Regions from separate parts of the Homo sapiens genome. Here region 2 is linked to region 1. Evidence: read pairs that join two places in POLR2A ChIA-PET (ENCODE). Cell type or tissue: GM12878. All regions are shown on one strand. Links, peaks and the distances in the headings refer to the core of each region. The heading gives the core; the rest is flanking DNA.

What was found. Peaks named below come from ENCODE experiments on the same cell type or tissue, not always from the same donor. Only the 100,000 strongest peaks of a DNase experiment are listed, where the experiment ranks them.
Region 2: POLR2A ChIA-PET joins it to region 1 with 18 read pairs; 19 of 35 experiments call an interaction of 5 or more read pairs at or near these places.

The regions. Positions count from the first base shown.
Region 1 is chr7:134,994,623-134,997,530 of GRCh38, forward strand. The region is part of intron 4 of AGBL3 (AGBL carboxypeptidase 3); the gene reads left to right. Among named protein-coding and RNA genes, the nearest start is that of AGBL3, 9.6 kb to the left of the region's middle. RefSeq lists enhancers at 919-1,038, 1,419-1,498, 1,699-1,768. In GM12878, for the core only: no CTCF peak of the experiment used is centred there; DNase peaks (open chromatin) are centred at 939 and 1,689; H3K4me3 peaks cover 924 bases; H3K27ac peaks cover 2,500 bases.
Region 2 is chr7:135,167,434-135,170,341 of GRCh38, forward strand. CYREN (cell cycle regulator of NHEJ) reads right to left here. Exons shown (of 4, transcript NM_024033.4): 2 at 1,353-1,627; 3 at 299-374. The coding sequence starts at 1,489. Among named protein-coding and RNA genes, the nearest start is that of CYREN, 1.8 kb to the right of the region's middle. RefSeq lists an enhancer at 1,585-1,714 and a silencer at 2,805-2,908. In GM12878, for the core only: a CTCF peak has its summit at 1,846 (motif pointing left); no DNase peak of the experiment used is centred there; H3K4me3 peaks cover 2,347 bases; H3K27ac peaks cover 1,854 bases.

The DNA of each region.
Region 1 (2,908 bases), core at 181-2,680:
ATACTTTTTATAACTACACTTATTGCAGTGCCTACTAGGAGTTCTTAAAAACTAAATTTTCTTCATATATCATCTGGCATATAGATAGATAGACATGGGGAGAAAGGACGGGTGGAGAGAGAGAAAGAACACTGATTTTTGTTCATAGAGGACAAAGGTAATTTTTCTCAAGAATTCCAAAGTTATAGGGTTAAAAATATATTAAAGAATTCATGCTTAATAGTACTAAACAGAATCACTTCCTTACACATCTCTTCAAAGCTGGGTATATATTTATCTTCTGTAGTATAGGACATCTCTCTCTCTTTTTCTCCTTTCAGTCCTTCTACCATCATCCCCACCTCTCCTCTGCTACCACCCCCTCCAACCTCATTTTTCCTACAGCACCAGGTCAGGAAATAAAAAAGTCCAACAGAGAAAACACTGCCATGCTACTGAATTTAAACCTTCCCCCAAGCCTTTCTTTTTGTACTTTGGTTCTGTTTCCTAGCCTCCTCATGACATATCTGTGACAGAGGGAATGGATAAGGAGCAATAAAGGAAAATCCCTACTGCTCCTACTGTGACTTCTGCCTAATTTCTCTCCAGTAACAGTGACGAGAGAATGAGAGCAGAAGAGACCCAAAAGGAAGAGGAAAGCAAGACCCCGTCGGGCCACTGCTTCTCAGTGTCACTTCCAGCCGCATGTGCTCATTCCACTCAACTTGGTTCCACCTCACCTAACTAGAAAACCCTTCTGTCACATCTTTGCCACACCTTTCTCTTCCTTAAATTTCCTAGCCCTCACTTTCAGCCGTCATTTTGCCCTCAGTCACAGGAGTCACCATCAGCAGCTCAGAGTGGGGAGAGTTTCTATTTTCCTTGGTTGCTTGGTAATCCCCCACTGTTACTGCTGAGGTTCTTTCAGATGTGGGCAGCTGTGTTTCTGGCCTCTTCTATTGAAATTCTAAATATAGTTTCTAACCAAAATATTGTTGTAAGAGTGGCTAGAGTTTGTGGTGCCTCCTTTCAGATATCTTACATAATGAATAGACTTTGGGCCCTGTGAATCCAGCCTCCACCCTGGTGAAGGTGCAACCTCTCTCAGCATACGTTTCCCAAGATCCCCAGAGTCATGATGTCACACAGCTACTGGTCACACTATCTGTGCAAGGTATAGTCATGCTGGATAAAAGCTTTATTTTGGGCTATGCCACTGTTCTTTTATTTTCAGTCTGTGCCCCTGAAATTTTTGCAAGCTCTGCTGGTCCTCAAGCCAACTGGAACACCCAATACAATACATCCTTGTGTAGGAAGAATCAAAATCTTCTCCCACATGTGTCCTTGATGGCTTTTTCCACCTTTGCTTGCTAGCATTTCAGAAAGTTTACTTCCCACAGTCTTACGTATTGCTCTAGACCTTGCTTTTGTCACTTGACTATTGCAAAGATTTTACAAATTTGGATATTTGAAAGGACTTATAAGACTTCACAGAGCATTCTTCTGTGTGGCTTTTATTCAAAGGCACAGGATACGGTGCAGCAAGAGAAAGATACTGTGGCAAGCATTGGGGCCCAGGTGCAAGCTTTCCAGGGGCCTTATTCACACACATAGACTGCCTGTCTTCAGACTGAAACACCAAGATCTATGTGATGCATCTTAGCTTCAGAAAACCTCAAGGCAAAAGTTCCCATCTGGGTTTTTAGACCCCTGTAGTCATGACATCAAGCCAGGCTGTCTTCCTGATTCTGCCAAATGAAAACCATCAGTAAACAAACTGGCCATGCGGGGGACATGAAACTCTCAGGGGGAGTTTCAGACAGTAAACAGCACATCATTAATCTTACTGTTCTTATCTTGGCCAAGAGTCAAAGCTGGACAGCCAGAATTCCCCAGAGGTAAAAATAGAGCTTTTCCAGTCCAGCTATAAATTAACTCTGTCTTACACAGTCATCTATCTTGAAAGACTTTCCATATCAGTTTATATATATTAGTCTCCTTTTTTATAAACTGGTACATCAGATTTCATTAAATGGATGAATCAGAATTTCTTTAACTGGTACCTTATTAATGAATTTAAGGGGTTTCCAGTCATTGGCTCTGACAAACAGAACTGCATAAATATCCTTTTATGTGTGGCCTAATGCATATATACGTACATATTTTGGGGGTACATTCCCATAATTTCTGGTATAAGGATACTGTCAAATTTTCCTCCAAAAAGAGTTGCATCAATTTATTGTCATAAAAGCAAATAGTTTATGAGTGTGGTCAGGGGTCCTCAAGACAACTCATATTCAATAATTTGCTACAAAGACTTGCAGAATTCAGAGAAGCCATTATACTCATGGTTATGGTTTATTATGTCCCTGAAAGGACACAGATTAAAATCAGCAAAGGTAAATGGCGTATAGCAGTGGTCCCCAAACTTTTCGGCACCAGGGACCAGTTTCGGGGAAGATAATTTTTCTGTAGATGTTGGGGGATGGTTTTGGGATGAAACTGTTCCACCTCAGAGCATCAGGCATTAGTTAGATTCTCATGAGGAGCACACACAACCTAGATCCCTTGCATGCACAGTTCACAATAGGGCTTGTGCTCTTATGAGAATCTAATGTTGCTGCTGATCTGACAGGAGACAAAGCTCAGGTGGTAATGGTCGTTCGCCCACTGCTCACCTGCTGCTGTGTGGCCTGGTTCCTCACAGGCCATAGACCAGTACTGGTCCATGGCCTCAGGGTTGGGGACACTTGCTATGCGGCAGGGTCCAGATGAGACCTAGCACAAGCTTCCAGTTGTTCTCTCCCTGTGGAGTCTTAGAAACAGCACTTAATTCTCCCAGCCATAATGTGAGATAATATGAAGTGCTGCAAATCAGGGAAGCTCATCTAGCTTTGATGTCACTGGTTTCTATTGCAGGTTGGTTATA
Region 2 (2,908 bases), core at 246-2,745, 170 kb after region 1:
CGCTTCATGTCCCATCCACATACACACCAGTGCACAGTCACGCTCTCCCTAACACACACACGCCCTCCCTAACACACGCATGCCCTCCCAGGCTTCTAGCCTCAAAGACACCCCACGAGCGCACACCCACATGGGGAGAGGCCTGGGCAGCATGGCCGAGATAAGAGCAAGGGAAGTGGCAGGAGGAAGAAGAGGTAGCCTACGGCAGAGGGCGTCTCTCTTACTGACGGTGACCAAGGGTCTAGCCTCTGCCCATGCAGAGTTTCTGGTCATGAGTAAGAGGCTTGTCTGACTTTACCTCAATCAGGATTCCCAGAGCAACATCAACTATCTCAGCCTCATTCATGCAGTACACAGTCCTTGTCGCAGGGAGTCTGAAAAAAAGACATGCAAGGCACAGATGACACAGACTCTCAAGTCTCATAAGGGCAAAGAGAACAGGAGAAGCAGGGCCTCTTCCCCCTGCCTTCCTACCACGCAGGAGGTACCAGCACCTCTGAGCTGAGGAGCTTTCTGACACGGACACAATTTCCTCAGCCTTGCAGCCCAGTGACTGGCACAGGGCTTCATGGAGGCAACACCGGGGTGCCTCCCACCCTCCACCAACTGCCCTACAAGGATCTGGAAGTAGGGAAGGATGGCCGCCTCTGAAACACACACATGGATGCAAGAGGAAGGGAACCTCGGGCTGAGGCTGTACTGAGAGGAACCTGAAAGCAGGACCAGACTTAGGGAAAGACGGCAGCAGTCACAAGGGAAGGCTGTCAGTCAGGAAACCTTAGAGGAGGAGGAGCCAGAGAGGGAAACACCGAGTGCTGGGGCCCCGCCCACTTCACAGTGCAGCCTGGAGACTCACCACCCCCCCCCCGCCCCCCCCCGGCAATTACCGTCATTCAACTAACTCACTCCCCAGCTCCTTAGCTCTTGCTGGCCCTGCAGCTGCTGCTCATCTGTCCATCCCTAAAGGTCTGTCCACAGGGGCAGGCACCACTCAGAACAGACCCTTCCACTGATCTTGCCCATCTGATGTTACCATGTTTGTTGTAAAGGAAGAGACTGGCATTCTGGACAACTGGCATCAGAGACTGGCTGACATGGAGAACCCACTCTGTGTGTGCTGAGGGCAGGGCACTCACCAGTGCAGAGGCAGAAGTGGGTGCCTGTCCTCGAGGGTTAACCCGCTTTGCCTCCCGCCCACAGCCCCTCCACCTTCTAAAAGCTCAAGAGATGATCAGACTGAAACACCCGCCCATCTTGCTGTTCTGCCTAGGCTGGAAGACCTGGCCCAGGTCATGGAGGCCCCTGCTCCACTTGCCAGATTCGCAGGAGTCTTCTGACCAGAGCTGTCGCACCTTGCTGCTGCCACTGGCACTGCTGCCATTCTCATCCTCTTGGGGGCCTTCATTGGTGCCACATTCTTTGTAGCCACCTGGGCTGTCAGCCATGAGGGAAGGACCCTCGTTTTAGTCTCGGATTGTAAGGTTTCCATCTCTGTACCTTCTCACAAAGAAGAGTCAGGGCCCAAGCTTAATGACCTGTTTTTTAATTCAGGAAGGTAAATCTCGTTCTCTCGTCACACCCGGAATTACAGGTCCATTTGTCCTCAGTGGGAGTTGATCTTTGATTCCTACAAAGAACAATAAAGTCCGGTGAATTCCCATACCTCCAGTCATCAGGCACAGTTACTGGTCGGTGCAGGGCAGGCCAGAAGTGACCAAGGCCCAAGAGACTCAGACGGCCATTCACAGGCATCAGGCAGGTGTGATTGTGGGCAGGACAGCAGCTCAGGAGAGAGCCCTCTGACCTCCCCAAAGCTGGTGCCCCCTACAGGCAGCCAAAGCCAACCAGAGATACCTCCTGCAGCCTCTGTGCTGACTGACTCAGCACAGGAGGAACGGAAGGAGGCGGAGGCCCCTAATGTTCCTTCTCATTACCACCCCAAATGCCACTGTCCTCTGGGTGCCCAGCCCATTCAATCCCTAAAATACCTCTTAATGGCCTCTCCCTCATCTGGCCAACTCGATTTCTCTACTCTTCTATGGTGGCTCAGTTAAATGAAACTGAGGGCATTTTATTTCACAATAAAGTCTCATTGGCCAACACGCCGCCCTTAAGCTAAAGATACTTCTGATTGGTCAAACTTGAAGCAGCAATAGGGGCCCGGAGGCATTAACTGTGCCAGTCTGTAGATTCTGAAGCCCACGCCAGCCTCTGATCTAGTTTGGCCTCTCTTTTCCCTATCCCAATTGTTCTGCCTCCACTCAGCAGTCCTGGAGCTCAGTCCTCACCCAGAGAGATGGAGTTGTGACTCAGAGGGCCTAGGTCTCTACCTTCCACTTAGGAATCAAGCCAGAAGCTCCTGAAGCGGAGGTTTGCCCAAAAAAAAGAGTAGTCAGCGATAGTCCTCTCTGAATCATAATTTGATAATGCATTGCTCATCCAGATGGCTGTTTACAATTTAAGAAAAAATATTACCAGGCCCTCCTCCTAACCTGCCCGGCCATGGGGCACACCTTTGCCAATGCACCTTCATTTCTGTCAAAACTCAGTGATATTAGTGACTCCTACCCCCTAAGGCGCCTCCCAAGCGCAATGCTGCAGTCTGTGCGGACAAATTTAGTTCACCCTGGGGTGCCTATTAAGTACATTTCGCAAACGAGGAACTGAGACTTAGTTAACTTGCAGAAGATCACAGAAAAGTTTGAAATCAGCTGGTTGGATTCGCAGCCAGGTCCTGCAGACTCCAGACCCCGCGCCTCCCCGCCCTACTTCTGGGCCCCAAGAGCAGGCCGCGGCAACTTCCAGAAGCCGGGTCTCTGGGGCACCGCGCTCGCGGACCGACCTCAGTCCCATCCCAGCCGCTCCCTGCCTGGGCAGAATGGGGGCCCCGCGGGAACGCGATGTGCTG